Regions from separate parts of the Homo sapiens genome. Here region 2 is linked to region 1. Evidence: read pairs that join two places in POLR2A ChIA-PET (ENCODE). Cell type or tissue: HepG2. All regions are shown on one strand. Links, peaks and the distances in the headings refer to the core of each region. The heading gives the core; the rest is flanking DNA. Region 1 holds the start of LOC100506358 (a long non-coding RNA gene). Region 2 has its middle 18 kb from the start of SRSF5.

Region 1 (11,422 bases), core at 2,703-7,702:
AGAGAATAAAGGCTGGGCGCAGTGGCTCATGCCTGTAATCCCAGCACTTTGGGAGGCCGAGGCTGATGGATCATGAGGTCAAGAGATTGAGACCATCCTGGCCAACATAGTGAAACCTCATATCTACTAAAAATACAAAAATTAGCTGGACGTTCTGGCATGCACCTGTAGTCCCAGCTACTTGGGAGGCTGAGGCAGGAGAATTGCTTGAACCCGGGAGGTGGAGGTTGAAGTAAGCTGAGATCTCTTCACTGCACTCCAGCCTGGTGACAGAGCCAGACTCCATCTCCAAAAAAAAAAAAAAAAAAAAAAAAGAGAATAAAGAGACATAACAAGCAAATGCAATGTATAATTGGATACTGGGTTGGAATAGTATTTAAAAACATTTTTTGAGGTAATTGGGGAAATTTGAGTATAGATTATATATTAGATGATATTATAAAGTTATTGTTAAATTAGTATGGTTGCTATGGTCTGACTGCTTGTGCCCCCCTAAGATTCATATGTTGAAACCTAATCACCAATGTGATGGGAGGTGGGGTTGTTGGGAGGTGATTAGGTCATGGGGGCAGAGCTCTCATGAATGGGTTTTGTGGCCTTATAAAAAAGGACCCATAGAGCTGCCTTGCCCCCTCCACCATCTAAGGGCACAGCAAGAAGGTACCATCTGTGAACCAGAAAGTAGGCCTTCGACAGACACTGAATCGTGGGTGTCTTGATTTTGGACTTCCCAGCCTCTGGAACTGTGAGAAATAATTTTCTGTTGTTTACAAGCTACCCTGTCTATGGTAATTTATTCTAGCAATTCAAATGGTCTAAGATAGGGGTTATATAGTGGAATGTTTTTATTTTAGGAGGTGCAGACTAAAGTTTTTGTGGTTGAAGTGTTCTGATGTCTACAATCTATTTAAAAATGATTTGGAAAAATGCATGTATGTATTGTTTGTGAGTATAGAGACAGTGAAAGCACATAGAGCAAAATAATAATAATTGGTGAATCTATATGAAGTATATGATATATGGCTGCTCATTGTATTATTCTTTCAACATGTCTGTAGCTCTGCAAGTTTTCCAAATGAAAAGTTGAAAGGAAAAAGAACATAGGGATGAGATTGTGAGATAACAGAATGAGATGAAGCATGGGTGGGCAGAACTCAGATCAAAGTATCAGAGAAATAAGGATGAAATGGAAGGGGTGCAAATAATAGGCAATTAAAAAAACCACAGCAAGGGACAAAAATATAATTTTCTGAAATAGAGACATTAATTTATATTATGTATCAGAGAAAATTAATGCAGGAGAGCCAACCTAGAGATGTGTCCTAGTAAAGTTATTAAACTTCAAAGATAACTAAGCAAAATGATCAAGTCACTGAGGGGCGGGGGAAGCAGGCTTGTTTCCGAGTTCCGTGCAGCAATATTCAATGTCAGAAGAAAGTCATGCAATACTTAAAAAAGATGTCCAAGGGAAAAAAAAGTGTTACACATGGAGTTCAAATCCAGCCAAATTATCCTTCAACCATAAAGACTACAGATATCCTCGATCATAAAATAATTCAGGGGATGTCGATTCTTTGAATCTTTCTTGAAGAAACAATCAGAGGATGGATGCCAGCCAACAAAGAGATAACTGAGGACATTATAGAAAAAAGACTGGAGGCAACTTTGAATATATGTAATGTAGACTAAAGCAAAAATAATTCCACACTTTAGAGTAATTGAAAATAATGTAAAAATGACATGTCCTGACAATGTATAAATACATGCACTGAACAAATACTCGTGGAGGAAGGGGGAAAGTAGGTGAGAGGTAGATTAAGGTAACTGATTGTTACATCTGTAATAAGTGGGAGTCAAAAAATATTACTCAAGACTGACAAACCAAGTAATAGAAGCATACACATTTTTAATAGTACAAAATGAAACTCAGAGAAAGATGTTCTCTTTGGTAGGAGAGAGGAGGAAGAGAGGAAGAGGAAATGTGCTTTTTTTTTCATTGTTCCTAGGCACTAATAGACATTTCTTGAATAATAGAAAACTAGAGGTATTTTTTAAAAGTTTTATTATAAAAGTAACAGAGCAAAAATGAAAACCTATTGAAATTTGAAAATAATTATTCACAGCAACAAAGACAACAGACTACATAGTGAATGTTTTTAAAAAACTAAACAAAAATAGAACATAATGTTACTATGTTAGAACTAACGCTAATTTATTTGACATATGAATAGATGTTGAAATAGGCTTAACTCACCTATTAAAATAAACAATATTTCAGAGTATTCTTAGGCAACACCCACCTTCATGCTGAGCTCAAGCAAGTGAGCACCTACAATAAGTGTTTTCAGAAAGGTTGAAAATAGGCCAGGTGCAGTGGCTCATGCCTGTAATCCCAGCACTTTGGGAGGCCGAGGTGAGTGGATCACTTGAGGTCAGGAGTTTGAGACCAGCCTGGGCAATATGGTGAAACCCCATCTCTACTAAAAATAAAAAAATTTTCCAGGCATGGTGACACATGCTTGTAATCCCAGCTACTCAGGAGGCTTCGAAGCAGAAGAATTGCTTGAACCCGGGAGGCAGAGGTTGCAGTGAGCTGGGATTGCGCCATTGCACTCCAGCCTGGGTGACAGAGCGAGACTTCATCTTAAAAAAAAAAAAAAGGTTGAAAATAAAAGTACATACAAAGATAGGTGAGGCAAATGCAAAACAAAACAAAAGACAAACAAAAGAAAGCCCAGGTCATAATTTTAATATCACACTAGATGGAGATGAAGAAAGTCACTTTAAGGTGGGGTGCTGTGGCTCATGCTCGTAATCCCAGTGCTTTGGAAGGCTGATGTGAGAGGGTCACTCCAGCCCAGGAGTTCAAGACCCACCTAGGTAACATAGACCCTGTCTCTACAAAACATTAAAAAAAAAAATTAGCCAGGAGTAGTGTTGCATAACTGTAGTCCCAGCTATTCAGGAGGCTGAGCTGGGAGGATCACTTGAGCCAGGGAGGCTGAGGCTGCAGTGAGCAGTGATAGAGCTACTATACTCTAGCCTGGGTGATAGAGCCAGACTCTGCCTCAAAAAAAAAAAAAAAAAAAAGAAAGAAAGTCACTTTATAATACTTAAGGATGGAATCCACAATGAATACAACAGTTCTGAATATCTATGTACCAAATAGCAAAGCACAACATTCATAAAGCTAAAATTATAAGAGATACAGGGGGTAAAAACAGACAAACAAATGGTAGGAAACTTTAATTCACCCATCACAGTCAATGATGGATCAACTGAAAAAAAATAATTAGGATATAGAAAAAACCTAAATATCATATTTAGAAAAGCAGATACAGGTTTACAATATCTTTTCCAAAACTCTCTATAGTTTTTCAAAGTGTGGAAAGCTGATATAGTACATATACTGAATATTATGTAATATCTTAATTGGGGTTCATAATGAAACACATTGATATTTTCTGCAGTGAACCATATGATGCGGGAAGCAAAAACCATAACTAGTCTTACATCAGTTTAGAACAGAGTTTGCTGTCAAAAGGAGTTACAAAAAAAAGTTTAGAAATCAGAACATTTTGGATTTAGGATATTTCAGAGTTGGGAAGGTGACTCTGTGTTGGGCTCCACATAAGGAAAAATTTCAACCTAGAACTGTCTAAAAAAGAAATGAAGTCCCTTGGAAGTGCCTGCCACTGGGGCTCAGGTGGGTGGGAGACATTCAAGCAGAGATGACCATTTTTTCAGGCGACTCAAGTACCAAGTAGAGAGTTGGACAAGGAGACTACCAAGTTATTTTCTCACCTGGGATTCTAGGGTTAGACTAGCTGGAAAGTGGTGGGTTAGAGAAGGGGGATGAGCAGAATGGGTTCATACAATCCTATGCGTTGTCTCTTAGGTATCTGTCAAAATTAAAGCAAAATGGTACTGATCCAGTGTTCCAGCATGTGGTTGGGAAATGCGTATACAAGCTACTAACTCAGTGAAGATGGCAGACAAGTTGCTTTTTACAAGCTCTTAGAGGATGGATCCCATTCCAAAGTAGGCGTAAAATATGCTGAAAAGTGGCTGGGCGCGGTGGCTCATGCCTGTAATCTCAGAAATTTGGGAGGCTGAGGAGGGTGGATCACCTGAGGTCAGGAGTTCGAGACCAGCCTGGTCAACATAGTGAAACCATGTCTCTACTAAAAATACAAAAATTAGCTGGGTGTGGTGGCACATGCCTGTAATCCCAACTACTCGGGAGGCTGAGGCAGAAGAATCACTTGAACCTGGGAGGCGGAGGTTGTAGTGAGCTGAGATTATGTTATTGCCCTTCAGCCTGGGCAACAAGAACAAAACCCCGTCTCAAAAAAAAAAAAAAAAGTGCTGAAAGGTAGGGTAGCAAGTGGGGCTTTGAAGGGACAGCAAGCTTGTCCCCTCACTTCCTATGGCTGAAGCAGCAATATCACTCAGTGAGTACTTCTGAACTCTCTCTGTGCCATCAAGCACATTTGTAAATTTCTGAATTTGGTGCTGCATAGCTGGGGGCCACAGCAGGTTTAGGCGGTCAGTGAATACTGACAATAGAGAGCTTGGCCCATTTCTGAGAGCTGATAGGTCAGGTGGATGCTGGCGAGAAAAGGCAGTGGCAAGTGGAGGGCATTAGGCCTTTCTTGGGCCATAATTGGCTGATTTGATGATTATGAGCGAGGACTGGGGAATGGGGAAGGTCATTGCTGCTGGCTGCCGCTACCTGCCACGTGTCAGTGATGTTTTCTGGGTGCATGGGTTTCCTGACCCTTGTTGGGTTGCTTTACTGCTTTTTAAAACTTCCAAAGGACTCACCCTGCCTTCTTGGGAACAACTATCAGTGTTTGATGACTTTTGCTGAGGGAGCTCTTTCAATTATCTTCCTGGAATCACGCCAGTTGTGATTACTGCCACACTCTCTATGGTTCCACCACTCAGCCTGGAAAATGGTGAGGCTGGTGGAGTGGAGGTCAGCTACCCTCTGAAGCACTTCTTTCCCCCTTGCAACTTTAAGCAAACATTCCATGGCCAGAAGGGAGCAAAGTCTGTAGGAGGGCAGAGAGCAGCAGGACTCACCCGGTCAGAAGTCCTTTAAAACATTGATTTCTCTTCAGCTTGAACAAAACAATATGAGTTGCATTATGGAGGAGGCAGAAAATGAAGATAAGCACAAAAAAGAAAACAAAAATCTCACCACGCAGAGATAAGTGCTATTCATGGTTTAGTCTGACTGTTTACAACTGGGTTCCTAGATGTCCTGGGGTTCTATGGAGGTGCTTCTAAGACGCCTTAAATACTTAGAATTTAACCAAAGAATGGCCGGGTGCAGTGGCTCATGCCTGTAATCTCAGCACTTTGGGAGGCCGAAGCAGGTGGATCACCTGAGGCCAGAAGTTCGAGACCAGCCTAGCCAACATGGTGAAACTCCATTTCTACTGTAAATACAAAAAAAAAAAAAAAAAAAAAAAGGCCAGGCGCGGTGGCTCATGCCTGTAATCCCAGCACTTTGGGAGGCCGAGGCAGGTGGATCACGAAATCAGGAAATCGAGACCATCCTGGCTAACATGGTGAAACCCCATCTCTACCAAAAAAAAAAAAAAAAAAAAAAAAGCCGGGCCTAGTGGCCAGTGCCTGCAGTCCCAGCTACTCAGGAGGCTGAGGCAGGAGAATGGCATGAACCCGGGAGGCGGAGGTTGCAGTGAGCCGAGATCGCGCCACTGCACTCCAGCCTGCGTGATAGAGTGAGACTCCATTAAAAAAAAAAAATTAATCAAAGTAGAAAATATTTTGACCACATAAAAATGGCAATAACCAAAAAAATAACAGCAACCTTGGGGCAAACAGCAGTCTTATGGAGACCACCAGCATGTGATCGTGTGTGTCTCTGCCAGCCTCAGCCCAGCTCCTCCTGCTGTCCCTGGGTGGTTATTTGCACTTGTCATGAATGTGCCTTGGTTGGAAGGCTGGAGCCCTGCAGACCCACAGGTCTATCAGAGGGCTCAGGGCCTTACCTTCTGTATGTTCACCTCATGAGGAAATCGTGGGGTGTGTAAGAAGTGAATTTGTAACACATCGTGGTGTGATTCCATTGTATTATGGATCACTTTAGCACCTGTCTTTTATTTTTATTATTGAGGTATGGTAAATACCTCTTAATAGAAATACATTTCAGTAAGTGGCAGGATACAGAATGCTGAGTACTAACCTTCCCCACCCCAAGCCCACAATATCCTGTAACCTGTGGCCCCTCAGCTACCTGGCTGGGAAGTTCCCTCATGCCTTTAGAGGAGGATTTCAGAAATGTGGAGAGAAGGAAGCATGAGGATACTCAGCTTTTTCATTGAAACTGAAAGCAGAGGAAAGTACTGATAGCTTTCAAGACCAGAATCTAGGCCAGGTGTGGTGGCTCATGCCTGCAATCCCAGCACTTTGGGAGGCCAAGGCAGGAGGACTGCTTGAGATCAGGAGTTTGAAATTAGCCTGGGCAACATAAGGAGACCCCATCTTTACAAAACAATGAAGAATTAGCTGGGCTTGGTGGCGTGTGCCTATTGTTCCAGCTACTTGGGAGGCTGAGGCAGGAGGATCCCTTGAACCCAGGAGGTGGGGGCTACAGTGAGCCATGATGGCACCACTACACTCCATCCTTGGCAACAGAGTGAGACTCTGTCTCAAAACAACAACAACAACAACAACAAAAACAAAGACCAGAATCTAAACAGTTGTCTAAACAGCAAAAGAAGAGCTGGGTTGGGGAAGGGAAGAGAATCAGAGGGAAAGCTGGAGAGAAACAAAGTTCCTGCACCCTGACCTACTATCCCACCCAAGGTCACAATCCTGGGTTGGAGACAGTCACCAGAATAAATGTGGGGACTCTGAGGCCAGAGAAGACCTGTGCTCCTTCCCAAGCATGGCCTGGGGAAGTTGGCTGAGATCCTGGAGTACCCTGTCTGGTCAGCTGTCATTGTGTCTGACGACTGCTGGATGGAGCATTGGGGCAGAGAGGCCACAAGTTGGCAAAGTCCTCCTCCTTGAGACTCCCGTGGCTCAATAGGTACAGGGAGCCAAAGGCCCGTGGGACGTGACCAACTCAGCATTCCACTGAGTCTATATGATCAAACAGCAAACTGTTTATCATGAATACAGAATGTGGGCAAACTCACGACCGCGCCTGCCCCAGAAGGTTTGCTGAGGGCAATCACTTCCTGGCGCCAAGCTCCTTGAGGTTATCTACTGGGACATCTAGAGAATGCAGTCTTGTGAGACTACTCTGGACGAGCAGCTGACCCCTTCTTCCACCCCCCTTCTCACTATCTCTTTTGCCTAATAAATACGGAGGGCTGTGTAAAGGTCAGGGCCCTTGTCCACTAGAGGCAAGGTGCCCCCTGACCCCTTCTTCCAAATATACGCTTTTGTCTTTTATTCCTGCATTCGCCCGCTTTGTTCAGTCCCCCTAGGTCCATGTGGGTTACATAGTGGCGCCGCAGAACAGGGACTTCAAGGACGTAAACGAAGAAGGTCTGCTGGAGCAGAGGAACTGAAATTGAGAAGGTGAACGGGGACCCCAGGCCGAGTCTGCCGACAGGGATATAAGGTCGGTGCCCTAAAGAGGTACTGGGAGCAGTGCTTTAAAGAAGTACTAGGAATGGGAAGTTTTCTGAATCAGGGTAACATGAGTCAGAATTTGTCTGTTGGAGAAAAACATTATGTGCAGTTGCTTAAAGTTTTGTTGAAACAAACTGGTGCTCAGGTCAGTTCTCAGACATTAAGATGCTGCCGGAGGTTATTACGCATAACCCATGGTTTCCACAGGCACTCTTGATGTGGAAAATTGGGATAGAGCAGAAGGATTAAAACAGGCTCATCAAAAAGGTTTTAAAGTTGATTCTTCAGTTTTTTCCACTCAGAGTTCAGTTCGTACTGTACTTCTGCCATTATCTCATTATTATGCGGGGTAGCAGGCTGAATCTAAAAATCTGAAAGAATCTGTTGTCCCACCCACAGATCCAATTGAAAATAAAAGACAGGAGAGGGAGAATAAAAATTGGCCTATACCACCTCCTCCAGTTGCAGAAACATCTGTACTGCCTCCTTTGGTGGCAAAAATAGAGACCCCCCAATACAGAGAATTTATGCTCTGCTGTCATAGCCGGAGAGCCCTTAGGACCTTGTGCTTTTCCTATTTCCGTAACGCCTGATCCAAATAATCCGCAGCAGGTTATTCACGAACACACTCCACTAGAGTTTAAGTTGTTAAAGGAATTAAAAGCGAGTGTGGTAAATAATGGCATACAGAGCCCATTCACTTTAGGATTGCTAGAATCAGTGTTTGGTGTCATACATCTTTTACCCTTTGATGTGAAACACTTGGCGCGAACTTGCTTGTCTGCGAGTGCATAGCTGATGTGTAATTTCAATTGGCAAGAAAAGTGTGCAGAGCAGGCTAGACAGAACTGTGCTGCTGGAAACGGAGACATTACAGAGGATATGCTATTGGGTAATGGCCCTTATTCAGACCTGGAACGTCAAATGGCACTCCCAGACGCTGCTTATCAGCAGTGCGCATAGGCCACTAAATGCACTTGGGCCACAATTCCTGAAGAGGGAGTCCCAGTACAATCCTTTTTACATATCATGCAAGGGTCATAGGAACCCTATGCACAGTTTCTTTCAAGATTACAAGACGCAGTGAAGCGTCAGATTCCTCATACCATGGCTGCAGAAATGCTAACCTTAACTCTAGCTTTTGAGAATGCAAACACGGATTATAAAAGTGCACTGGCACCTGTGAGATGTACAAAAAACTTGGGAAATTTTCTCAGAGCTTGTCAAGATGCAGGAACTGAGCTTCATCGCTCTTCAATGTTAGCTGAAGCAATGGCTAATTTAGTAGTTGACAAATCTAAAAGGAGCCAAGGGTCAAGCTCTAAAATGGGAAAATGTTATAATTGTGGAAAAACTGGACATTTAAAAAAGGAATGCCACCAGATCTCAGGACAGAAAGGATCTTACAATGCAGTTCCCCCATCAGCGGAAAAAACGCCAGGACTTTGTCCTCGCTGTAACAAAGGAAATCACTGGGCTAATCACTGCTGCTCAAAATTTCATCGGAATGGCACCCCCCTGTCGGGAAATGAGATGGGGGCCTGGACTTGGGTCCCACAAACAGTGAGGGCATTCCCAGTCCAGACCTTAACCCCGTTTTAGGCATGGGTTCCTGGAGGCACATTGATTCCATCACCCCAGGAACACCAGGAAGTGCAGGATTAGATCTACCTGCCAGAGAAAGAATCACATTAGTTGGGGGAGACAAACCCATCAAAGTTCCCACTGGTATTTGGGGAACTTCACCAGCAGGATACATGGGACTAATTTTAGGCAAAAGCCGCCTTAACTTGCAAGGCATGACTGTAGTCCCAGGAGCTGTTGACTCTGATTATGAAGGAGAAACTCAAGTAGTTTTAATGTCACAAGATCTTTGGGTTTTTGAACTGGGAGAATATATTGCTCAATTATTGCTTATTCCCTGCAAATTACACCCTTCTCCATGAAAGGAGAAACGAGGAAATAAAGGGTTTGGGAGCACAACTACATGGGAAATCTATCTATCCCGACCCATAGCCTCTAATAGACCCACCTGTGTAGTACAAATTAAAGGAAAGAAATTTTATGGGCTTATGGATACGGGAACTGATGTATCAGTAATATCTAAAGACAATTGGCCCACATCCTGGCTCTTGCAATTAACTTCTACATCCCTAGTGGAAGTAGGAACAGCTCAAAGTGTTCAACAGAGTGCTGAGATTTTACCTTGTCTTGGTCCGGATGGGCAGTCATGTACTTTTCAGCCTTATGTTGCAAATATAGCTATCAGTTTATGGGGCTGAGACTTACTTACAGCATGGGAGATGAGACTTACAAATGAAAACTTTGATAACCCAGGATTTAAAATGTTGAAGGACATGGATATCAGAGTGAAAAAGGTTTAGGGAAATTCCTACAGGAAAATCCTAACCTGATATCAGTAACTGGCAAAACAGATAGAAAAAGGCTAGGAAATCAGGATTTCTGACAGAGGTCATTGATATTTCTCCCCTGCCCACTGCCTTACCATTAGAATGGCTTAGTGACAAACCTGTGCGGGTGGATCAATGGCCCCTAACACAGGAGAAGCTAGATACCTCTGGTGCTTCAGCGCAATGCTGAGAGCTAATTACAGTCATTCAGGTTTTACAGCTCACAGCTTCAGATCCTATCAACATTGTCTGTAATTCAGCTTATGTTGTAAACGTAGCCAGTCACATTCACATGGAAACTGCTACAGTTAAAAGTACACTAGACCCAGAACTGCTTAATTTGTTTCACTTATTCTCAAATGCTGCATGCTACATGCCAAACAGGTGAGACAGCTGGTCATGTACAGTGACATTGTCTGTCATCATTTGCTCATATGGGGATACTTAAACAATTAAAAACTGACAATGGACTCGCTTATACTAGTCATGCTTTTCAAAATTTCTTATAGCTTTGGGCTATAACCCATAAAATAGGAATTCCTTATAATCCTAAAGGACAAGGCATTGTAGAGCAGGCACATTGAACATTACAACACATGTTGAAAAGACGAAAGGGGTATAGGAGGCCAACTACCACCTCAATCAAAACTACATTTAGCCTTATTTACTTCACATTTTTGGACTCCTGGTACAGATGGTAAGACTCCAGCAGAAAGACATTGGCAAGTGTTAGAGGAAAAGAGGAAAGTTTATCTGAAAGCATTATGGAAATCCCTGGAAGGACAATGGAAAGGTCGGGTGGATTTACTGACGTGGAGAAGAGGGTATGCTTGTGTTTTCACAGGAGATGGACAAGCCGTGTGGGTGCCCTCAAGGTGTGTGCAACCATGGAATGGGAGACTGGAGGAACCCAGGGTGGCCAACCATGGGTCCGGTCCCTCTGGTGTGAGCCATGAGCCAGCTGAGCCTGAGTGCGAAGACGGAGAGAAGGCCGACCACAGTCATGACATCAACCCCCATAACCTGGGGACAACTCAAGAAAACCACACAGGAGGCTGAGAAACTACTGGAGCACCAGGGACAGTCTGTAAAGTTGGATGGACCATCAATGGGAAAATGAGAGCTGCCCACCCTGGCCTTACACTCCTTCAATTAATACATAAACAGAAAGGAGGATATACAGAGAGCCAAAGGCCCATGGGACGTGACCAACATTCCACTGAGTCTATACGATCAAACAGCAAACTGTTTATCATGAATACAGAATGTGGGCAAACTCATGACTGTGCCTGCCCCAGAAGGTTTGCTGAGGGCAATTGCTTCCTGACGCCAAGCTCCTTGAGGTTATCTATTGGGACATCCAGAGAATGCAGTCTTGCAAGCCTACTCTGGAC
Region 2 (11,422 bases), core at 4,005-9,004, 60 kb before region 1:
CTATTGCCCAGGCCAGAGTGCAGTGGCATGATCTTGGCTCACTGCAACCTCTGCCTCCTGGGCTCAAGCAATTCTCCTGCCTCAGCCTCCCGAGTAGCTGTGATTACAGGCGCACACCACCACGCCCCACTAATTTTTGTATTTTTAGTAGAGATGGGGTTTTCCCAGGTTGGCCAGGCTGGTCACAAACTCCTGACCTCAAATGATCCATCCACCTTGGCCTCCCAAAGTGCTGGGATTAGAGATGTGAACCATGCACCAGCCAAGAAAAATTTTTTTATCTCAGTTTTTTTCCTAAGTGAACCAAAACTTAATAATAAGATGACAACTTGATCATATTAAAGTTTTTGCTTTTCAATATAAATCCTCTTATTGTGACTTACACTGACCATTTGTGACACGCTTGGACTTTCTGGTTTGTGCTGAACATCCCTCCTTCTTAAACAACCATTTTATTTTAGGATTAAATTTACCATACGAGATTCTTTCTCATATAAAATTATTTCGCTTTAAGCTTTCTTACCACAAAAAATACCTCTTTATTTTTATTATTTTTTATTTATTTATTTTTTGAGAAGGAGTCTTGCTCTGTCGCCCAGGCTGGAGTGCAGTGGCGTAATCTTGGCTCACTGCAAGCTCTGCCTCCTGGGTTCATGCCATTCTCCTGCCTCAGCCCCCGAGTAGCTGGGACTACAGGTGCCTGCCACCAGGCTGGCTAATTTTTTGTATTTTTAGTAGAGACGGGGTTTCACTGTGTTAGCCAGGATGGTCTCGATCTCCTGACCTCATGATCTGCCTGCCTCAGCCTCCCAAAGTGCTGGGATTACAGGTGTGAGCCACCGGGCCTGGCCAATACCTCTTTATTTTTATAACTTTCTTTACATCTCTTTATTTTCTGGTTCCTTTTACCTTGTTTCATACATAACCTTTAAGTTAGCTTTGAATTAGAAAAAACTTGTACACCTTTTTAAAAAAAGGATACACTTTTTTTTTTTTAGCAAGAATGTTTTCCTACAATATATATTTATTGGAAAATACCCAAATAATGAAATCTCTGTTACTTAACTTTGTATCCTAAATTCTGACCAGTTTATCTATAAGTATTCATCCCATTACATTTACCTAATTATTTTAATTGTTTACTTAGATTATTTATGAAAACTGTGATATGATTTAAAGTTATGAAACCACCATTGCAAAGTTATAACTGAGACAGTGAAAAAAGATTTGACCTAACTGACTCCATCTTGCTCTTAACCTCCAAGCTGTCCTTGTTCATTCCTGGATATAGGCTGAACTAACTTTAAGAGGAACTTAGTTTATAGTTTAGCTTTGAAACAAAGATGGTAACAGTCCTTTCCCAAAACAAACCTCCTCATTGCCTGTGGACTAGGTTGCCTAGAGCTACAAGATCAGAAGTTATGGAAATCTTACTAAATTTAAGATGCAGATATTTTCATTAAAGCAATATAAATGTCTTATTTATTAAAAATCACACAAGCAAAGACCATTCTGTTTTTGGCTCAGTTTATAGTTTTGCTATAACCCCTGTGCCAAGTTTTGACACCTTCTATTGTTTGGCAGGGATAAGTATGAAATTGCTTGATTAATAAATGCAAACAAAGATGTACGCTGGCAATTCTTTTTGAGACGGATTTTTGCTCTTGTTGCCCAGGCTGCAGTGCAATGGTGCAATCTCAGCTCACTGCAACCTCTGCCTCCTGGGTTCAAGTGATTCTCCTATCTCAGCCTCCTGAGTAGCTGGAATTACAGGCACCTGCCACCATGCCCAGCTAATTTTTGTATTTTTAGTAGAGATAGAGTTTCACCATGCTGGCCAGGCTGGTCTCGAACTTCTGACCTCAGGTGATCCGCATGCCTTGGCCTCCCAAAGTGCAGAGATTACAGGTGTGAGCCACCACACCCAGGCTGTATGCTGGCAATTAAGACATTTCTAATATTACTTTACCAATAATTTTAAAGCTAGCTTATTCATTAAAGATTTTACTTAAGTTACATAAATTTAAAAAAGCATTTGACTAGTCTTTTCTTTTTTAGTAGCACTTTAATTTTTTTAAGCCAATTAATTAGAGCTCTTTTATGTATTATTTTAGTAGTAAAACATTGTGTATATAACACATAAATACACAGACATATTCGACATGCCAATGGAAGCACATTTTACAGATTCATAAAAATGCTTTTGGCTGGGCGTGGTGGCTCACACCTGTAATCCCAGCACTTTGGGAGGCTGAGGCAGGTGGATCACGAGGTCAGGAGTTCAAGACCAGCCTGGCCAACATGGTGACACCACATCTCTACTAAAAACACACACACAAAAAAAATTAGCGGGTGTGGTGGCACGTGCCTGTAATCCCAGCTATTCGGGAGGCTGAGGCAGAGAATTTCTTAAACCTGGGAGGCAGAGGTTGCAGTGAGTCGTGATTGTGCCACTGCACTCCAGCCTGGGCGACAGAGCAGTGGCTGGGGGTGGGGGGGTGCGGGGCGGGGAGGGGTTTCTTTTTTTTTTCCCTATCTTCGACTTTCAGATTCTTGGTAACCTGTTTTACAACCCTGGGCAGTTGTCAGCTAAATAGCCTTAAATTTGCATATTAAGGGAAGTCAAATAGTAAAATTTACATTATAAGGTGCAGAGAGAAAAATTTGGATTATAGAAATTATAAAGGCCTTTTAAATACACACACACACACACACACACACACACACACACACACACACACACACACACACCCTGCAGCTTTTATTTCAGAGCTTTTAGCCATGAGATAAATACAAATTTACTGGCTTGCAAAAAGAACTTGTTGGATCTAAACAATGGTTTTGTCTTAATAGAAAAATAACAGCAGATTTAGAGCAGGCAGAAAAGGACAGAGAAAAAGAGGACTTAGGAACTCTGTAGTTTGCAGGTCAACCTTAGGGCTCTTTTTCCTTAATATAAATGTGCACAAAGATCTTATTATTTTCATTTTACATAAACTTTGGCAAGTAGAGGTGCCATAAAATCTATGGAGTGCTGAAAAGGGGGTCATTCTCCTTGTTTTCTCCTCATTTTTAGATTGTTTCACGCTTCTTTTTATTTCTTAAAAGGAGCACCTGAGCTGTGGTCTAGGGTTTTTGTGTGGTAGATTGACATGTGCTGCTTGTTGGCAGGACTCCAGAGTCTGTCACCACTGAGTCGTTTCCATCCCTTTACGTGTCTCAGTTTCTCTCTCGAGAGGTCTATGACCTTGGAGAGGGCTCAGAATGCTGTGTCATCAGCCCTGATATACATTTCCTGGACAAGCCTTTTTTTTTTTGAGACGGAGTCTCACTCTGTTGCCCAGGCTGGAGTGCAGTGGCGCGATCTTGGCTCACTGCAACCTCCACTTCCCAGGTTCAAGTGATTTTCCTGCCTCAGCCTCCCGAGTAGCTGGGACTACAGGTGCGTGCCACCACACCCAGCTAATTTTTTGTATTTTTAGTCGAGACGGGGTTTCACCGTGTTAGCCAGGATGGTCTCAATCTCCTGACCTCATGATCCCACTCTCCTCGGCCTCCCAGAGTGCTGGGATTACAGGCGTGAGCCACTGCACCCGGCTAACAAGCCATTTTTAAAATTAATTTTTGCTGGGGATCTCCCAGCAGGGCTGCTGCACATAGCAGGGGGTCAGCCCCCTAGAGACTCTCACAAGGCCCCCAGTCACCCAGGAGTGCCTTTCAGCTGGAAGGAGCAAAATGCCCTTTCTCTTTGGAGCTGAGAAAACTCAGTCTCTTATTAACAGATGAAAACAGTTCAGTTCCTCATGCAAATACACACAGACAAACCAAATTAAGATTAAATTTAGGAGAAAACGCAATAAAGAAGACCCTTTAAAATGCATCTCTGAACTAGAATTAGGATAACAACTTTAGATGGGAACAAACAACAACAACAAAAAACCTCAACAATATGATGAGGAGAAATTAAGACCAGCTGGTTGTTAATCTTAACTTTAGCCAAGACAAACCCCAATTCGGTTACTTACCTAAGGAATGGGTCTCAGGCTGAAGACTGCTCTCTACCATCCTAGAAGCAGGGGAAAAGAACAACAACTCATCTTCCCTGTTAGAAGTGAGCTCAAACTCCATAAAGGAGTTACCTGCCTTCCATCATCAAAGAAGCAGAAAAAACTTGCTTTCCTTGTGTTGGAAGCGAATAAAACTCCAAAAAAAAAAAAAAAAAAAAAAAAGAGAGGAGTTGTACAGCAAAATAAACTTATGATCTCGACCACATTTTGAGAGATCAGAGATTCTCTGGAGGGGGTGCTCTCAGACCTCAGCAAATTGTCCTATTGATTTGAGGCATAAAGTTAGCTCATGCTGGTACCAAGCACTGATAGGAGATTTGTCAAAGGTCAGGGGCATCTCTACTCAGAATCCCTACATGGTTACCAACATGTGAACCCAGAAAATCTGAGACAGGTCTCAGGGGCCCAAGATATTTTCCTTTCACAATGGAAAACAAAACAAAGTCCAGGATCAAAGCCCTGACTGAGTCAAAAAAGAATTCTTAGATAAAGAAAGCAATGATTACGACAAAAAGAGAATCTTTTTTTTTTTTTTTTTGAGACGCAGTCTCGCTCTGTCGCCCAGGCTGGAGTGCAGTGGCGCGATCTTGGCTCACCTGCAAGCTCCGCCTCCCGGGTTCACGCCATTCTCCTGCCTCAGCCTCCCCAGTAGCTGGGACTACAGGCGCCCGCCACCAGGCCGGCTAATTTTTTGTATTTTTAGTAGAGACGGGGTTTCACCATGTTAGCCAGGTTGATCTCCTGACCTCTTGATCTGCCCGCCTCAGCCTCCCAAAGTGCTGGGATTACAGGCGTGAGCCACCGCACCCAGCCAAAAAGAGAATCTTTAGCTCTGGGAAGTTTGCTGGGAGTCTTAGGACAGGATCCTCTATGATGCTTTTTTCATTTGTTCGTTTTGAGACAGGGTCTCACCTGTTGCCAGGCTGTAGTGCAGTGGCACAATCCTGGCTCACTGCTGCCTCAATCTCCCAGGCTCAGGTGAGCCTCCCACCTCAGCCTACTGAGTAGCTGGGACTACAGGTGCATGCCACCATGCCTGGCTAATTTTTGTATTTTTTGTAGGGATGGGGTTTCATCATATTGCCCAGGCTGGTCTCAGTCTCCTGGGCTCAAGCAGTCTCCTGGGCTCAAGCATCTCACCCTCCCAAAGCACTGGGATTACAGGTGTGAGCCACCGTGCCTGGCTGTTTTTGTTATTTAACATCAATGACCTAGTGCTGAGAAAACTTGTTCTCTAAAATCATGGACAATGAGAAGTGTTGCTACCAGAAATTTTTTCAATGAACATGGAACATCCCATTTTACACTTCTAGCATATCTCAATTCAGACTAGCCACACTTCAAGTGCTCAAGAGCCACATCTGGCTTGTGGTTCCATATTGGCCAGCAAATATTTAAACATTCTTATTTTTTCTTTTTAAAATGTCTCTGCCCAAACCAGGCAAGGTGGCTCATACCTGTAATCCCAGCAGTTTGAGAGGTCAAGGTGGGAGAATTACTTGAACCCGCGAGTTTGAGACCGGCCTGGGCAACATAGCAAGAACTCATCTCCACAAAAAATAAAAAATTAGCTGGATGTAGTGGTATAGGCCTATAGTCCCAGCGACTTGGGAGGCTGAGGTGGGAGGACCACTTGAATCCAGGAGGTCGAGGCTGCAGTGAGCCATGATTGCACCACTGTACCCCAGCCTGGGTGACAGAGTGAGACTCTCTATCTCAAAAAAAAAGTCTCTGCCAAGAGAGAAATCTTTGAGTTCATTTCTTCTTCTTTTAGAAAGCCTCCTGCCTTGCAGCAAGTTTGAAACAAAACTTTGACATGTATTTGTAATCAGTGTGTCTGAAAAGTTGCTTTAACTGCTGGTGGGGAGTGGGGTGGGTTCCTGGAAATCTGCCTTTTAACAGCTGCTGCAGGTGATTCTTGTGCACACTTCAATTTCTGGATCACTCTTCTAACTAGTCCGTGTCACATTTACATCCAAGTTGGTGGCCAGCTGTGCATGGTGGACTGGGCCATGGCTGCTATTTTTAGGTAGCCTGGCTTCATAACCAGGTTCTACCATGTATAGTTGTGATCTAAACACATTACTTGACTCAGAGTCTTCATCTTTACTATGGGGATAACATCATTCTACTTCACAGTGTTGTGATAAGACCCATTAAACCCCACTGGTGCATACCTATAGTTTATTTATTTATTTATTTATTTATTTTTTGAGATGGAGTCTCGTTCTGTCACCCAGGGTGAAGTACAGTGGTGTGATCTCAGTCTCACTGCAGCCTCCACTTCCTGGGTTCAAGCAATTCTCCTGTCTCAGCCTCCCGAGTAGTTGGGACTACAGGCGTGCCTGGCTAATTTTTGTATTTTTAGTAGAGATATGGTTTCACCACGTTGGCCAGGGTGGTCTTGAACTCCTGACCCCTGGTGATCTGCCCGCCTCGGCCTCCCAAAGTGCTGGGATTACAGGCATGAGCCACTGCACCTGGCCAACAAACCCACAGTTTAAAAAGTTAGGGTGATAAGGAAAGACACATACTATGACCATCCCTGGGCATCTCCTCATAAGGAAGTGGGGAAAGATTTTTATAGGGTTTGGAGCTTATGCTGAATGATTTGGGAATGGAACAAGGGGAAGCAGGAGCAGCTCTGGATTGAGTGTCACAGTGAAGCAAGGACAGTTTGGCAGTTGTGTTTCTCAGGAATATTTGTTCAGGAGGCAGGAGAAACCAGGGTATCACTTGCATCTGTGGTTTGCATTATGTTGCTATTGGACAGTTCTAGTTTAGATAATCATTGCTAGACTAGAGACCAGGGAGAAAAAAAAGAATGTCTGGTTAAAGATTATCAGAGCCCTTCTAGAATTGGTGAAAGGTCATTAGGCTCCTCCCAAGGCCACACGTAGCTGGATGAGGCTCCTAGAAAGGGATCTTAAAACCATTAAAGTCTCTTAAAAATTTGCTCAGTTGTTTTGTTGGGAATGCAAAGTTCTTCCAGGAAGAAACAGCTATTTATACCAACCACAGCGCTCTACTCCAGCTTATGTTTGGGACAGTTTCTTTCAAAGACTTTAGAGAATCTGATTCCATGGGTTTAAGGAAGGCCTGGAAATTGCATTGTTAAGCAGACCTTCCAATGGGTCCAACTCTGGTGGGTCTCTGAGTTTGAGAATCAGTGACTTTGAAAGTGCTTCTATAGGCTTGGTGACCCACTGCAAAGAACGAAAGAGGTGCCCAAGAGAGGGCATGAAATGGCCCTTTAAGAAAAGCCATCTGCTTCACAGAATGTCATCTGATGAGGGAAGTCAGGGAGAGGATTTAATGTGAGGCCAGGTGTCTACACTGTCCCTGGGGCAGGGTAACTCCCGTAACACTCACCCTTTTAAGCCCACTTCCCTGTGTTAGTGTGTTGAGCTCCTTGGCTCAGGCCTGTGCTCTTCCAATCTTATTGTTCACCTACCCTTTAAGTGTCCAAGAGAGAATACAGTCATGGGTTCTTAGTTTCTGTTTCTGGTTGGACCAGTAAAGCCCCTTCCTCATCCCTCTTTTCTGCTTATCACTAGAGACAGAAACTAAAAACCCTGGCTTCAGGCTGCTAAAAGGCTAAAACAAAACAAAACAGTATTGACATTTCAGAATAAAGCTGTTATATCACTCTTTTAAATAAATCCCTTGAGACCTGCATACTGTCACCATTTTTTTCTTTTTTTCAAGAGACAGGGTCTTGCTATGTTGCCCAGGATGGGCTCCAACTTCTGGCCTCAAGTGATCCTCCTGCCTCAGCCTCCCAAAGTGCTGGGATTATAGGCATAAGCTACCATGCTTGGCCCCATCACAATTTGATACTGATGATGATCCATTTTATTATTTTTTAAATTTTATTATTATTATTTTTTATATTTTATAAAATATAAAATATATTTTTATATTTATTATTTTATTATTTTTTATATTTTATTATTTAAAAAAATTGTTTTAGAGACAGAGTCTCGTACTGTCACCTGGGCTAGAGTACAATGGTGTGATCTTGGCTCACTGAAACCTCTGCCTCCCAGGTTCAAGTGATTCTCCTGCTTCAGCCTCCCAAGTAGCTGGGACTACAGGTGCCTGCCACCATGCCTGGCTAATTTTTGTATTTTTAGTAGAGACCGGGTTTCACTATGTTGGCCAGGCTGGTCTCGAACTCCTGACCTCGTGATCTGCCTGCCTCGGCCTTCCAAAGTGCTGGGATTACAGGTGTGAGCCACTGCGCCTGGCAGATTCATTTTAATACATAGAAACCAGTTTCTCTAATATGACAGAAATTTATATCATTCCTTTTCCATTTGAACTCATTGTCATTCTACTTCACCTGCAGACTTTTATCACAATATAATGTTTTTATAGCTGAAAGTGTTTTAAAACTCCCTTTCATATTCTATGCATTAAAATTGTATATCTAAATGTATATAGTGAATTTTAATTTCCTATGAGCAAAACAACATAAACATAATAAAAATTTTGAGAATTATTTCATTTCCAAAGTAATTTTACTAGAAATACATCTCTTAATGAGGTAGATAGAGCTTTTAAAATACAACTGTGGATAAATAATGTTCATTGGGAGAAAGATATTTATACATGAAAGTGCTAAGGAACGTTTATATTAATATAAACAAGTATGTGGGGATGGATAGAGTTTTATTACAGCAATGTCACTCGATTTTTAAAATTCCTTGAATGATAAAAAATTATACTTGATACATTAGCCAGCAACTTGGTTATGTCTGTCTTTTTTTTTTTTTTTTTTTTTTTTTTTAGCTGGGCATGGTGGCAGGCACCTGTAGTCCCAGCTACTCAGGTGGCTGAAGGGGGAGGATCGCTTGAGCCCTGGAGGTTGAGGCTCAGTGAGCCATGATTGTGCCACTGCACTCCAGCCTGGGTGACAGAGCAAGACCTTGTCTCCAAAACAAGCAAAAAGATTGAAAACCATTTGATTTCTGAAAGGATTTGTTATCTTATCATGAGACTCACTGGCTTTCTCAATGCCACCCAATATTTCCAATTGTCCCTTTGTTTGGGGCCTCTGAGGTGCTTCTTTATCATCTGACAAAAAGAAAGGTAACCTCTCAGTCATCTTGAATCTCTGTCTGGAGGGGAAAGGGCTGTTAAAAAGGAGATACCTGGGTCAGGCGCAGTAGCTCATGCCTGTAATCCCAGCACTTTGGGAGGCTGAGACAGGCAGATCACCTGGGACTAGGAGTTCAAGATCACCCTGGCCTTGAATATGATGAAACCCCATCTCTACTAAAAATACAAAAGTTAGCTGGGCATGGTAGTGTGCGCCTGTAATCCCAGCTACTCAGGAATCTGAGGCATGAGAATTACTTGAACCAGGGAGGTGGAAATTGCACCACTGCACTTCAGCCTGGGTGACAGAGTGGGACTCTGTCTCAAAAAAAAAGAGACACCTGGACCACGGGAGAGTTCACCATCAAATCAAATTAGGAAAGAGTTCTTTTCAAAGTGGAGGATCTAGAATAGTAGGTGGGTCCCTTAAAATGGAATTCCAAGTACCCCTTGGAAAGTCATGCTGTGTTCCCCAGGGGTTCACATACCCCAGGCATTCACACACAGGCATGCTGAGCAGAGCAGGTGCCATGGTTAAGAGCTTGATGTAAAGATAACCTTGACCTCCTGGAGAGGAGGTGGAAGCTGCTTTTCATAACCCAGAGCTGCCTTGCCATTCTGCTTTTTCCCTTTAGAGAGAATGTCTCCTTGGCCTTATTTCCTCTTGTGTAGCAAATTCCTTTCTTAAACTTCTCTGGATATGTCCTTAAGTTTTTATTCAGCCTACATCTAGAGTTTTTTTTTTTTTTGAGACCGGGTCTCACTCTGTTACCCAGGCTGGAATGTAGTGGCACGATCACAGCTCACTGCAGCCTCGACCTTGTGAGCTCAAGCGATCCTCCCATCTCCGCCTCCTGAGTAGCTGAGACCACAGGTACAGACCACCATGCCTGACTAATTTTTGAATTTTTTGTAGAGGTGAGGTCTCATTATGTTGCCTGGGCTGGTCTTAAACTCCTGGGCTCAAGTAAACCTCCAACCTTGGCCTCCCGAAGTGCTGGGATTACAGGCATGAGCCACTGTGCTCAGCCCTACCTCCAATATTTATTTGTTTGAAACATAGTAAAAGTTTGAGGCTCTTTGGGATAAAATGCTTGGGTTCGAATGCATACTTGCTGTTGAAATTTGGATCCATCCCTTCCTTCCTTCCTTCCTTCCTTCCTTCCTTCCTTCCTTTCTCTCTTTCCTTCTTTCTTTCCTTCCTTTTTTCTTTCTTTCGGCAGCAATCCTCCCATCCCAGCCCCCCTGTAGCTGGGACTACAGGCACGTGCCACCACGCCTGACTAATTTTTTGTAGAGATGGGGTTTCACCATGTTGCCCAGGCTGATCTCAAACTCCTGAGCTCAAGCAATCTGCCTGCCTCAGCCTCCCAAAGTGCTGGGATTACAGGCGTGAGCCACCACACCCTGCCTGGAAGTTATTTTCTAAGCCTCAGTCTCCTCTTATGAAAGCTTGTTGTGTTTTGGGGAAGTAGGTGGTTTAATGCAAAGTTCTGAGCATGTGTCAGGAACAGTAAGCACTTGATAAATGTGAGTTATTATTATGGGTATGTGGTCTAAATTTGGTCTATCTTTTAAATCTGCCCAGGACAGGAAATGCTTATAAAATGCTTTGAGACTCAAAAGATAAATCACTGTAATCATCATGCTACTCTGCTCCTTATTAGCCCTATTTTACTGGGGAAGGTTGAGTAAGATAGGCATGTGCTGAGTTAGGGCTGTGGGGAGTGTCAGTGCCTCAGAAACTAAGCAGGGCATCCACAGTGTCTGAGCCCCTCAGCCTAAACTCGGTTTCCATTTTAGCCTCTGCTTCCCTGGCCAAGGCGCTCAACTCCACTCTGTTCACTCCTCCATTCCACCCCAGAGTTGACCTTGGCCCATTGGAAGAGCTCTTGGGCTTGAATCCTACACTGTCACTAATAGTTATTGAGCTTGGGAAAGAAACTTCTCAAAATATATTTCCTCTACCGTAAAACAGGATTAGCAGTACCTCTCTTAGGGCTGTTGAGGGGGTCAAATGAAAGAAGCCTATGGAACTCCTTGAACAGTACCTGGGCATGTATCAGCCCTCCAATTATTCCTGAATGTTACAATTACAGTAGGTAACCATTAGGAAATCTTCTTGTGCCTAATCATGCAAGGAAGATAGGCATGACCCAGGCAGATAAGACGGTTTCACATGTCTTTGCCAAAGCAGGGCCTAGTGCTGGAAGATAAAGCGGGTTTGGCCTGCTTTGGTGAAAGGTTGGTGG

Evidence for each region. ChIA-PET counts read pairs that join two places held together with the same protein. Peaks named below come from ENCODE experiments on the same cell type or tissue, not always from the same donor. Only the 100,000 strongest peaks of a DNase experiment are listed, where the experiment ranks them.
Region 2: POLR2A ChIA-PET joins it to region 1 with 6 read pairs; 10 of 35 experiments call an interaction of 5 or more read pairs at or near these places.

What each region holds. Positions count from the first base shown.
Region 1 is chr14:69,804,393-69,815,814 of GRCh38, forward strand. LOC100506358 (a long non-coding RNA gene) reads left to right here and starts at 7,368. Exons shown (of 2, transcript NR_149012.1): 1 at 7,368-7,606; 2 at 10,873-11,422. In HepG2, for the core only: no CTCF peak of the experiment used is centred there; a DNase peak (open chromatin) is centred at 5,049; H3K4me3 peaks cover 459 bases.
Region 2 is chr14:69,743,298-69,754,719 of GRCh38, forward strand. No RefSeq gene overlaps it. Among named protein-coding and RNA genes, the nearest start is that of SRSF5, 18 kb to the right of the region's middle. In HepG2, for the core only: no CTCF peak of the experiment used is centred there; a DNase peak (open chromatin) is centred at 6,864.